Linked DNA regions of Homo sapiens: all the other regions are linked to region 2. The links are chromatin contacts, found by Hi-C in ENCODE. All regions are on one chromosome and are shown on one strand. The core of a region is the stretch at or near the end of the contact, and the rest is flanking DNA. Distances in the headings are between cores, read along the strand shown. Region 1 holds the start of LINC-ROR (long intergenic non-protein coding RNA, regulator of reprogramming). Region 2 overlaps TCF4 (transcription factor 4). Region 3 overlaps MBD2 (methyl-CpG binding domain protein 2).

What was found. A loop is a pair of places that touch in the nucleus more often than their neighbours do. Pooled maps may share reads with other maps.
Region 1: a map with no recorded cell type shows a loop between it and region 2 (4-fold over the local background). The contact joins the promoter of LINC-ROR here to the enhancer-like site in region 2. A Hi-C loop is called at or near these places in 2 of 37 single-sample maps with no recorded cell type and 2 of 50 pooled maps.
Region 3: a map with no recorded cell type shows a loop between it and region 2 (12-fold over the local background). The contact joins two enhancer-like sites. A Hi-C loop is called at or near these places in 2 of 37 single-sample maps with no recorded cell type and 3 of 50 pooled maps.

The regions. Positions count from the first base shown.
Region 1 is chr18:57,069,628-57,073,821 of GRCh38, forward strand. LINC-ROR (long intergenic non-protein coding RNA, regulator of reprogramming) reads right to left here and starts at 2,492. Exons shown (of 5, transcript NR_152602.1): 1 at 2,277-2,492; 2 at 183-376. RefSeq lists enhancers at 1,911-2,624, 2,625-3,338.
Region 2 is chr18:55,242,443-55,246,693 of GRCh38, forward strand. All of the region lies in intron 15 of TCF4 (transcription factor 4), which reads right to left. Among named protein-coding and RNA genes, the nearest start is that of LINC01929, 120 kb to the left of the region's middle. Within about 2 kb of position 1,694, at least 6 of the 41 ENCODE cell types and tissues checked have a DNase peak (open chromatin) inside an H3K27ac peak, as active enhancers do.
Region 3 is chr18:54,147,388-54,152,032 of GRCh38, forward strand. MBD2 (methyl-CpG binding domain protein 2) reads right to left here. Exons shown (of 7, transcript NM_003927.5): 7 at 4,219-4,645. Among named protein-coding and RNA genes, the nearest start is that of SNORA37, 73 kb to the right of the region's middle. Within about 2 kb of position 1,789, at least 10 of the 41 ENCODE cell types and tissues checked have a DNase peak (open chromatin) inside an H3K27ac peak, as active enhancers do.

The DNA.
Region 1 (4,194 bases), core at 1,242-3,741, 1.8 Mb after region 2:
CTAAAAGGAGTGCTTAAAAGAGTATTGTCTAAGTTGGCACGAGAGTTGGGGAGTTTTAAGAGGTTTAGCAACCTGGCTGTCAATACCCACAACAGTTATGGAGGCAAGGGAAACAGGCCCTTGAAAAGAAGGTAATGTGGAGTGGGTAGCCTCCATATTGATTAAGAAGAGGACGGACTTACCTTCCACTGTGAGAGTTACCCGAAGCTCGGCGTCCGTGATGGTCTAGGGGGCTTCCGAGGCGATCGGGCAGCGTCAGTCTTCAGCCGCTAAGCCAAGAAGATCTGGGAAGGAGTCAGAGAGCCTTGGGCCAGAGTTCCAGCGGCTGTGGGAGTGGCTGTCAGGTGAGTTGGACAGTCCGATTTCCAGTGGGGTCCTGCACAGATGGGACACGGCTTAGGAGGAATCCTGGGCTGCAGGCATTCCTTGGCCTGGTGGCCAGATTTCTGGCACTTGTAGCAAGCTCCTGGGGGAGGAGGTTCTGGAGGAACGCCTGGCTGCTGCAGTTCAGGCATTTGGAAGTTCTTGTGTGCTGGAGATGTGGCTGGGATTCGTCTCACAGTGGAGGCAAGGAATTGCAACTTTTCTCTATTATTGTACACCTTGAAGGCGAGGTTAATTAAATCCTGTTGTGGGGTTTGAGGGCTGGAATTTAATTTTTGGAGTTTTATTTAATGTCAGGAGCAGATTGGGTAATAAAATGTATTTTGAGAATAAGACGGCCTTTTGACCTTTTAGGGTCTAGGGCTGTAAAGTGTCTCAGGGTTGCTGCTGAACGAGTCATGAATTGGGCTGGATTTTTATATTTGATGAAAAAGAGCCTAAATGCTATCTGATTTGGGATAAAGAAAAAGGAGCATTAACCTTGACTATGCCTTTAGCTCTCCAGCCACCTTTTTAAGAGTAAATTGCTGGGCAGGTGGGGGAGGGCTAGTCACGGAATGAAACTGTAAGCCGGACCGGGTGTGAGGAGGGGAGGTGATAAAAGGATTATAGGGTGGAGGAGCAGAGGCTGAGGAAGAATTGGGACCTAGCTCGGCCTGGCGAGGAGCAGCCTGGGGAGGAGGGGAGAGGTCAGATGGGTCTGTAGAAAAGGAATATTAGAAAGACTCAGCGACGCTTGGGGTTGGGACTGAGGGGACAGGTGGGAGGGTAAAAAGGAAGATTTGGGACAAGTTGCACTGGGCACAGAGACTAGGGAGGGACCAATGTGTAAAAGAATGCCTGGACATCAGGCACCTCAGACCATTTGCCCATTTTACGACAAGAATTATTTAGATCTTGCAGGATGGAAAAATTGAAAGTGCTGTTTTCCGGCTATTTGGAACTACTGTCGAGTTTGTATTGGGGTCAAGCGGCATTGCAGAAGAAAATAAGACACTTAGATTTTAGGTCAGGTGAGAGTTGAAGAGGTTTTAAGTTCTTAAGAACACAGGCCAAAGGAAAAGAAGGAGGAACGGAGGGTGGAATTTTGCCCATAGTGAAGGAGGCAAGTTTAAAGAAAAGGGAGAGTAGAGACACGGAGGGAAGCGGTTTGGGGGTTCTTACCCTCCAGAAAAGCAGGAAAGGGGTCAGGGCACAGAGATACAAGGTTGGGGTGCAGAAATAAGGGATCAGGGCACAGAGAAATAAGAGGTTGGGGTGTGGAAATAAGGGATCGGGGTGCAGAGATATAAGAGGTCGGGGCACGGAAATAAGGGATTGGGGTGCAGAGATAAGAGGTCAGTGCGTGGAAATAAGGGATTGGGGGGCAGAGATATAAGAGGTTGGGGTGTGGAAATAAGGGATTGGGGCACAGAGATACGAGGTTGGGGTACTTGCCCTCCTCTAAAAAAGCGGGACTTGCCACTAAGAGTGAAGGAGAAGGGGTTGGGGGTTTCTTGCCCCCCAGAAAGGCAGAGAAGGGGTAGAGACACAGAGAGAAGTGGTTGGGGTACTTGTCCCTTCCCCAGAAAAGCGGGACTTGCCGCTAAGGGTGAAGGACCAAGGCAGGCGTCCCTGCATGGTCTGACACCTCTGAAACCTGGAAGAATAATCAGAGAGGCTTCCCTGCAATGATTAAACACCAAGGGAAGGCTGCCTTCCCTAGTCCGTGACCAGCGCCAGAGTTTTGGGTCCACGGATAAAACGTGTCTCCTTTGTCTCTACCAGAAAATGAAAGGAATTGAAATTAAGAGAAGGGAGAGATATTGAAGTGTGGCGCCAAGATTGAAAGGAGAAAGAGGTTGAGGGATAGTGAGGGAGGTTGGAAAAGAGAGTAAAAAGAGGCCACTTACTGGATTTGAAATTGGTGAGATGTTTCTTGGGCTGGTTGGTCTAAGGACCTGAGGTTGTAGGTGGATCTTTCTCACGGAGCAAAGAGCAGGAGGACAGGGTACTGATCTCCCAAGGGAGGTCCCCCTATCCGAGTCACATCACCAAATTTCATGAGCGTCCGTGTGAAGAGACCACCAAACAGGCTTTGTGTGAGCAACATGGCTGTTTATTTCACCTGGGTGCAGGCGGGCTGAGTCCAAAAAGACAGTCAGCGAAGGGAGATAGGGGTGGGGCTGTTTTATAAGATTTGGGCAGGTAAAGGAAAATTACAGTCAAAGGGGGTTTGTTCTCTGGTGGGCAGGAGTGGGGGTCGCAAGGTGCTCAGTGGGGGTGCTTTTTGAGCCAGGATGAGCCAGGAAAAGGACTTTCACAAGGTAATGTCATCACTTAAGGGAAGGACCAGCCATTTACACTTCTTTTGTGGTGGAATGTCATCAGTTAAGGCGGGGCAGGGCATTTTCACTTCTTTTGTGATTCTTCAGTTACTTCAGGCCATCTGGGCATGTACATGCAAGTCACAGGGGATGCAATGGCTTGGCTTGGGCTCAGAGGCCTGACAAAGCCCCTTAGGGAAATTATCCTGTGAGTCCACCAAAGGATTTGTGCTTATGAGGTGGACTCCTAGAAATGAGGGTTCTGCATCGTGACCGAGCCACTATATCCTCCTAAGTGTCTGTACATATGTGTGTGTGCATTTCTGTGTGTCCATATGTGTGCATATGTGTATGTGTGCATGAGTGTTCATATGCGTGTGTGTGCACTTGTATTATGGTCATGTGTGTGCATGTGCTTATGTGTGCATGTATGTGCGTGTGTGCATGCCTGTGTATTAATATGTGTGTGCATGTATGTGTGTGCATATGTGTGTGTGTGTGGTCTTTATCTGCCTGTTGGATTGATATGGGAATATGGGAATGCTATTTGGCTGGTGCCGACCTTCTTCTGATCTGCACAATGGCACTGCAGCACTGTAGAAAATATATTGATTGATTGATTGATTGATCTTTTTGAAATTAAATGAGCAGGGATCTGGGAGTCATGAGACCTGGGATCTGACCAGTGGATCAGTCAGCAGATATCTATTGAGCACAGGGAAGCACTATGCTGGGCACTATGGAGGAATCGAAGAAGCAAATGATACTCTTCTGCCTCCAGTTAATAAAAGTGTGTGGGGCAGTCACCAATTTCTGTTGGGCCCTCTGACTATGAATCCTGAAATCACAAAACTCTGGAGTTGCACAGGGGCATGGGAATGCCTTCGCCCTGTCCTCTTACCTCCTGGATGAGGAAGCTGAGGATGAGGGAATTGAGCTGACTCATGTCATGTTCCATTGGAGTGTCCTGAATTCCGGTCTGTGATTATTGACCAGTTGAACAGCTCTGCCTTTCCGAAAAGATCACATGGGCTCTGCTCTCATTTTTGCCAGGGGACCCAGCAGAAATGAGGCCTGCCCATCTTCAGAATTTATCTTCTATCAGATGGGCAGGGCAGCCCCTCACAAGTGCTGGGAAGCTCAGCAAAAATGTCCTTGGAAGGTACTTTTCGTCCATAGCAGGGGGATGAAAGTGACTCGGATTAGAACTGCATTATTATAATGATTACACAACAATTAACTTTTATCTTGCAATAACTAAATTCCAGATGCTTTGCCGAGGGCTTTATATGCATCATCTATTTTAACTTTCAGAACACGATGTGAGTACTATTATTATCTGTGGTTTATGTGTAAGGACACTGAAGCTCAGAGAAGTGACAAGACTTGCCCAGTGACACATAGTTGGTGCCTGGATTTGCGCATGAATACCAGCTCCAGTGGTTGAGCAAAAAATCTCATCAACTTAAGTTATTTTCGTTTCTACGATTCCCAAGGACAGTCT
Region 2 (4,251 bases), core at 444-2,943:
GTCTGAAATTTAATTGTTTGATATTGCCAAATATACATTTAGCATGTTTCTATCAAATAAACATTTCACTTAATTTGACAAGCGCCTTATGAAAGTGTACTATATGCAAGGCACTACATGGGCATTTGCAAGGAAAAATAAACACGTCTATGACTTTGCAGGCACTGATTTTTTTTTTTTTTTTTAAGATGGAGTGTTGCTTTGTTGCCCAGAAAGGAGTGCAGTGGCATGATCTTGGCTCACTGCAACCTCCGCCTCCCGGGTTCAAGCGATTCTCCTGCCTCAGCCTCCCCAGTAGCTGGGATTACAGGCGTGCACCTTTACGCCCAGCTAATTTTTGTATTTTTAGTAGAGACGGGGTTTCACCATGTTGGCTAGGCTGGTCTCGAACTCCTGAACTTGTGATCCTCCCGCCTTGGCTTCCCAAAGTGCTGGGATTACAGGCCTGAACCACCGCGCCTAGCCCAGGCACTGATATTTTAATGATGGGATAATATTACTATACAAGGCAAAATACGATGAATGTCATAAAGGAGTACAAGGTCATGTAGGGTTTTAAAAAATGATGAAGTCATACCCGTTTAGGAAACCAGGGACTACTTTAAGAAGAACATGACATTTTAGGCAGGTTTTGAGTGATGGGTCGAATTTTGATATAGATTATCCAAATATATTTTTAAAGAGCTGACGCTTAACACAACTAAATAATATCCCAAATTTAAGTGAAAATTTCATTTTATATCAATAAGTGGCATGATTTAGATACTGTGTATGTGTGAAGAAGCAAGCAGCTAAGGACTGTGTGTTAACATGTGTTTTCATATTGTCAGACTACATATTTCTGACAAAAAGCAGATTTTTGTAAAGCCCTTTGTAAAGCTCAATGGCTTTGCTACAAAGTGAACAACACAGGGCATTTTGGACACAAATGGTACCTCACTGTATGTGTGTATTATTGGCCCAAATGATTCACTCTTATTTAATTGCCATGAAGTCTTTCATCTCGCAGCTATACAGTAATAGTTTCCATATGACCAGTGGCTCTGCTATAAATAAGATCAAAAGCAGAAGAAAGGATTTAATAAAAGAAAATGACATTAAGAGTAGCATTAAATCAGGGGAAAAATACCTATATCCAACTCGTTTTTTGTTTGTTTGTTTGTTTGTTTTTTGAGAATAAAGCACCCAGAGTACTAGGCAGTTTCCCCAATATCTCATGAAAGGTCTTTTTGCAAGCAGTAGGTATCTGCAGAACCCATTGTGTGCACCTTAGAGTGGCAATGATTAAGTTGTGAGGGTACGTGTGAGGGGTAGAGGGCAGAGTGTCCCATTTAGAGTCAGGTTGGAGAACAGGTAATAGACCAAACGGCAAATTTCACATGGTAAAGAGTACAACTGCAATGTGTCAATGGCAAACGTTCACCCATTTCTCTGTCCTTTTCTGTTCTATTTAATGGAGAAAGACTTTTTGGTAATTCAGAGTTTCTCAGAGAATCATAACATTGCTCAATGCTAGTACATGAGTTCTGAGAAAGGAAGTTTTTTTTGGCAAAGCACAGTGACTTGATATGAAAAGCCAACTTCCCAAACAAATTTTCTTCTAGTTCTTAAAAAAAAAGTACAATGTTAATCTCTATTCCCGACTGGATAAACAGCTGCTAATAACCTCCAGCTCCCAGGGGAGGAGGCTTACTTCCTTTCATCTTCAGACTGGTGGATACCTGACGTGCACTGGCCTTTAGTGGTTCCACATGTTTTTTGCTTTGCTTTTTTTCCAGACTGCTTCGGTACGGGTCTTGCCAAGTCGGGTCTCTTTTCCCCCTTTCCCTTAGATTGCATCCAAAACCTTGGAAGATATAGTCAGTTATGGTACTGCTTATTTGAAATAGTAGTTCTTTTACTGTTGGTGTGTTTAAAGAGGAAATTCAAACACCCAAAGGAGACTAGAGCGCCTTGGGCTCTTGTATCTTGAAGCCCTGTGAGAAAAATGACCATTTTAGTTCCTTTCATACTGAGCTAATTATTCACTTGAGGGCTGGCTATGTTCAAAAATACTCAATTTCTAGTAGTATTGCTAGTGCACTTACTTATTAATACTTATAGCCGTGTCCTAAATAAAGGAGCAAACTTCAACACTTTTTCTTCTAATAGGAAGTGCCCTGCAGAAGATTCCAGAGCCAGTCGGCCTCTGAAGTCTTTCTCACTTGCTCTTAAGCACCTGCTTTAATGGTGACCTCAGTTCTATATCTCAAGGTTTAGACATTTTGCAAAACAGCTTTTTAAACAAATACCAGCTGTTTCCCATCTAGACTACAGGGGGAAAATTTTGGGCAGCTTACAGAAACATTACCCAGAGACTACCATTCTCCAATAACTTTCACACACTTTCAGCTCCAAAAGAGACCCGTCCGTGTGCAGAAGCCAGGGAGAAGGCAAATGTGAAATTAAAATGTGGAAACTCAATACCGTGGTTTTTGACAATGTGTCCAATTAACTGCTTTAAAATGAATGTGGCTATTGTATCAGGACAATGCTTCCCTAAAGATGTCATTTCACTAATATTGGACAGATCTTTTGGTTAAACTCAACTTTATAGTTCTAAGATGATTTATGGATATAGAGGAAGCTATAATTATGCACAACTGTGAATGTCAACCAAATAGGTAGAACCCTCGCATTACAGAAAATGTAATGCTACAGCTTTTTTTCAGTTCTCACTCCTAAAGCTGCTTTGCCTAAACCCTCTTCTTACTATGAACCCATTTTCAACTTCTGTTTTCTAAGCAATTAAGATACTTTTGATTTGAAAAATTTACAGCCATAATAAAAGTTAAAATAACACAACGGCCATGGAATGTGAAAAAATATAAAATGGCCAAGGCCTAATCTTGGCTTTTAAACAGTGCCAAGTTGCTCCAGTATTTTCTGTTTTGGTATGAATGACATAACTGAATTACTTCATGAGTTGCTACTTTAATTCCTAAGGGTGGAAAATTCCATGAGTTAACTTAATTTGGATGTAAAAAATATACATGAAAGCTCGCTCTTCCTGTGGACTCTCATGTGAAATATTCGAGCCAACTGCTGGAGCTGCCGTGCTGTGGAGGGGCTTTTCACCCAATGCAGCCCTGGCTGGCAAGCTGCAAGGACTGGTATCATCAGGCAGTTTTCTTACTTCCATTTAGGTGCATGAGCCTTTATTTTCTGTTTTTGGTTTTAAATCATGTTTATTATATGGCTCTGAAACGCCTTTTCTATCCTGTCTCTAATTGTTGAAATTCTATGTGGACTCGAATATGAGCTCAATGGCATCTTCTCCGGGAAGCTTTTCCTAGCGGTCTGAATTGCTCCTTAGGTCATTTCATAATTCTACCTTGCATTATAGTTAGACCCATATTTGTATTATCACTCTACCAGGATAAAAGGCCTGTAAGATCAGATACTTTCTTTTACACGTTTATGCATCCCCAAAAGCATCTGAAGCACAGCAGATGCAGAAAGAGTGAATGAACATATGTATATTTTCTAATATATACAATATATACTTTTCCCTCCAGAAAATCTGCTTTCCTGAGAAAATAAGGGTAATATTGCATTTTTTTAAATGCACAGTTGTGCCTATTCCAAATTATGGATAGTTTAAGATTATGTCCCTGTAACAGTTCATTTAAAAAATGATGATCACTGTGCTATTAAATGTGTCTGCCTGCCTTTTCCTCCACAATTTAAGAAGAAAACCATGTAAGGATGTAAGAATATGATGAGGTTATAGGGTCTATTTTAAATACACGTGTGTGTGTGTGTGTGTGTGTGTGTGTGTATCTTTTATATTTTAAAACTGGGAAAGACAAGGTTTTTGTCTTTGATTTATTTAAAATTCATGGCTCCAAGATGCTAAACACCAGAGAACTAGGATTTGTTTGTCCTAGGTGCAGAGAGAGCAGGGTTTTGAGGTAAACATCCAATGCCAGACTGTTTCAACATCATAGAGTCTGAATTTGAGTAAAATATGTATTCATGTGGAGAGAAGGGGAAATACCTAAGGTGGCCAACCATGTTCACATATGGGCATGCACAGTGTCCTCATCACTTTTCTTAGGGGCTGCTGAATAGAGCTTAAAGGATCTTACTTCTATTGCTGTTTTCAAAATCTTTTGACTTTTCTTTAAATTAATATAGAAATATCAAATGGTAAGCTCAAGGATTCTCAGCTGTTATCACTCATCCATGGCTAAAAGAATTTCTTCAAGT
Region 3 (4,645 bases), core at 539-3,038, 1.1 Mb before region 2:
TGGAGGGAGGAATGCATTTGACAAGGCTTTAGGAAAGAAATGTGATGCTTTTTTTTTTTTTGGCTTAAGTAAAAGATGGGATCTGGAAAAAAAAAAGAAAAGAAAATATAGGGTCCGGACTGATTGTGAGAAAAAAAGAAGCTAATTCTACAGAGAAACCAGTAAAAATGAAAGCACAAAGGTAGGGGAAAGCACAAAAGAATAGCAGGCAGTTTGAGACAGAAGATTGAAGCAGGTGTTGTGGTTGACCCCCTAGCAGCCCCAACACTCCCATATGATGATTAATCTAAGCCATCTGGGGTAATTCCAACCCCCTTTCTCAGCAACTAGTTTAGGAATGGGCGTGTTAACCAATTCTAGCCAATGAGGTACAAGGGAAAGTGTTTGGGGCCTTCTAAAAAGCAGGCATATGGCTGGGTGTGGTGGCTAATACCTGTAATCCCAGCACTTTGGGAAGCTGAGACAGAATTGCTTGAGATCAGGAGTTCAAGACCAACCTGGTCGACATAGCGAGATCCTATCTCTATCATATATTTAAAAGAGTAAATAAATAAATAAATAATAAAAAGCAGGCACAGGAAGACATCTATCTTCTCCTTCTTGCCATTGTCATGTCTGGACACCTGGAAGCATCTTGCTACTGAGCTGAGGCTGAAGTCAATTCACGAAGGAGAGGCCATGATTAGAAGACTACACAGAAGCAAAGCTAGAGCCCTGTGGTTTGCATTAAGAATCTAAAGTAGCCTAGAATTGTCTTTTAGATACATTTAATGTACATTTCCTTATTGTTTAAGCCATCTGAGACTGATAATCTGTTACTTGTAGCTAACAGTATGTGGCAGGCAGAAGGCCCTTTTCCAAAAAATTACCCATGCTCTAATGTCTAGAAATTGTAATCATGTTAGGTTACATGGCTAAAGTGATTCTGCAGATACAATTAAGTTTGCAGATCTCAAAATGGAAAGATTATCTTGGATTATCTGGGTGAGCTTAATCTAATTAAATGAGTTTTTGAAGGAAGAGAACTTTCTCTGGCTGGAGTGAAAGACATGAGGCAGAAGGGGAAGTTGGAGCAATAAGACAAATTGACCTGATTTCTGGCTTTAAAGATTAAGGCAGCTGGCTGGGCATGGTGGCTCATGCCTGTAATCCCAGCACTTTGGGAGGCCGAGGTGGGCGGGTCACCTGAGGTCAGTAGTTCAAGACCAGCCTGGCCAACATAGTGAAACCCCATCTCTACTAAAAATATAAAAATTAGCCAGGCATGGTTGTACGCATGCCTGTAATCCCAGCTACCCAGGAGGCTGAGGCAGGAGAATCACTGGAACCCGGGAGGCAGAGGCTGCAGTGAGCCAAGATCAAGCCACTGCACTCCAGCCTCCAACCTGGATGACAGAGCGAGGCTTTCAAAAAAAAACAAAAACAAAAACAAAAACAAACAAACAAAAACGATGAAAGGAGCCATTAGCCAAGGAATGTGGGCAGCCTCTAGACATTGAGGACAAACCCCGACTAACAGTCAGCAAAAAATCAGGGACCTCAGTCCCACCCTATCACAAAGAAATTTCCCTGAGTAATTTGAATTATCTCCATTCTTTAATTCACACCCATATTTCCTCTTGCCTTTCTACTGATCTTTAATAAAATGGCAATAGAGCCTATGGAATGTCATTTTAAAAAAAGAAGAGGAAGAACAACAACAACAAAGATTGTGACCATTCCTTGAATGAATACAAAGTTCCAGTAAAGTTGAGTGTGTTTCTGACTCACTGAGTAATAATGCATTCACCCTTCCCCCAGCCCTCCACCCCCAGTGTTAAATGTTTTCAGAGTTAGGTGACTAATTCATCCTCTTCTCACAGCAGCTTCTGTAAAACCAAAATCTTGTTTGTTCCAAAAAGCCACATGAGTTTCTTAAAATGAAAGTCATAGTTGGAAGGTTATAGTTTTCTCATTTGTAAAATTATACTAAGTGACTCGGCTCTTGTAGGAGACAGAAGAGAGGAAGAGAAAGGTTTAAAAGAAGGCATTCATTCCCAGTAGCACATTCTACCATGTTGCTATTTGTATCAGTCCCCTCAAGTTTCCAAATGTTTCTGTTTTCTCACAACTAGCTACTGTTGGGTGTAAGGCCTTCGTATGAATCATGCTGTGTTCAACAAGCATATTCTTGCTTGCTATCAACCTCTCCCAACACACACACAATTAACTCCCTGCTTTGGTTCTCTCTCAGTCCAGGGAATATTTATCCAGTCAGCGAAAATCAAGGTAACTCCCCAAGAAGCATATTCCAATACCTAACAATTTACCAGCGTTTTTTGTTTGTTTGTTTTTGGGGGAAGCGGTTGCTCCCATTTATGAAATACATTACCATACGGAGGCCACTCTATTAGGTATTTTGTTAGCATTAATTCATTAAATCAAAATGGAAAGTCATTTGGAGGCTACCAACAAATGCAACAACAACAACAATAACAAATCAAGCTGTAGATGATCTGAATTTGTATGTGACAGCCATTCTGCCTCAAGAGTGGAGTGAAATCACTAGACCAGCCCTCAGTGGTTCATTCTTGGATATACATTCCCCACTGAGAATTCTACAGAAGCTACTGATACTACCCCAGGAGAAAGGCACATCGTCATAAAATTGTGTATGTAATGGCAAGAGTCTGGCAGGCTCCTTGACTCCAGGGGAATATGGACCCCCGATGAGGAGTCCTGCACTGGAGCAGTGGTCTCAAAACTCCTTTGCTAATAAATCCTTTCTGAGACAAAAACGTATTCCCAAATTTATGGATATTTACTTACAAATAATATACATGTACTGTTCTACTAATATGTATATTAAAAAACACTCAAAAATTAGAATCACAATAACATTAGATAAAAACAAATATTAAAAGGTCCCACTCCCAGTGAATGGTTTTACACATGCCCTACATCAGGGGCCCCAAGCCCTGGGCGGCAGCAGGCTCGTACTGATCTTCAGCCTGTTAGGAACAGGGCCACACAGCAGGAGGTGAGCAGGTGAGCAGGCATTCCCGCCTGAGCTCCGCCTCCTCTCAGATCAGCTGTGTCATTAGATTCTCATTGGCGCACAAACTTTACTGTGACTCGCACATGCGAGGGATCTAGATTGCACACTCCTTATGGGAATCTAATGCCTGATGATCTGAGGTGGAATAGTTTCATCTCAGAACCATCACCCCACCCCACCCTGCTCTTTGGAAAAATTGTCTTCCATGAAACCAGTCCCTGGTGCCAAAAAGGTTGGGGACTCTTGCCCCAGGGCCTATGGTCCAGTTGCATCTTGCTGCCAGACTTCTCAGAGGATCAAGTTCATGAGGCAAAAAGCTGAAAGTACTACAAAGAAAACGCTAACCGTCGGATAAAAATAATTCCTAACATTCTGTGATTAAGAAGCTTTACCTATTCTCACCTCTTTTATAAGATAAATAATCCTAGTAAAGATTTCTCAGCAGGGAGGTTTACTGGAAAAGCTTTGACTAGTCACCCACAAAAGGACCAGATCTCCTAGGAAGAATCGCTCTGCTTTCAGGCCACAGTCATACTGTACTTGTTAAACCAAACTGTGTTGCTTTTTGTCAGCTTAAGACCCGAGTGGAGAATAGCATTGGAAGGTTGTGTGGCGTTCTCGAGACAGAAAACCTTTACATTCAAATTTCCCTCTCTGAATCTTATTGGCTAGGATAAGTCATTTAACTTATCTGGGTCTTAGATTCCTTAACTCATAAATGAGGAGAAGAAGAATATGTACATATTACATGGCTTACATGTAGATTAAAATTCAAAGATAACATTAATGGAGGTGAAAGTGTTCCATAAATTATTAAATGCTATATAAATGTGAGGAAATAAAACACTTTTTGTTTTCCCATCATTAAAAGTCAAATAATTGATAAAAGTAACTATTTTCACATAAAATTTGCATGTGCCCTTATAGAGAAAACCAGCATGCAAATTAAAATTTTAAAGCCTACTCCAGATCCTTCGAGTCATGCATTTTGACAGCCTGCTGCTCCAAGTCCAAATCCCACAGCTACTGCTAGCTAATTGGGTTGTAACTGACTGGTGTTCCCTGCCCTACCTGTGAACTTTGGGACCCCACCCCCCAGTCTGATGTCCCCTGTGCCCGAGAAACATGATCCAGAGATGTCCTTCATGGATTAAGTCATTGAAGATGACTTACACAAACAGTTTTAAAGCTTCAAAATTTATTGCTGTACATTTTCTCATAGCATTTACTATGGAAATACTAATAGTGCAAATATTTATTTTGGACTTCATAGCATTTGAGAAATCACAAAGCTTGTTTATATCTTTGCAATTATTTATGAAGATCTATATTATTTTAAAAATCCAAACGAGTAATCTTATATTCAAAGAGATTGTATAACACTCTCTAGATCTCCTCTTTAGACCAAAAAAAAAAAAAAAAACACCCTGGAAGCCACCAAGGGCATTTCTTTCCTTTATAATACATACAGCTTCTAACACTTTTCCAACTGCATGACTCTTGTTCATTCACAGATTCATTCAACAAATATTTAATGACAAGCTATTACGTGCCAGGCACTGGGCTAGGCTCGGGGAACATGAGGATGAAAAAGCACAATCTCTGCTT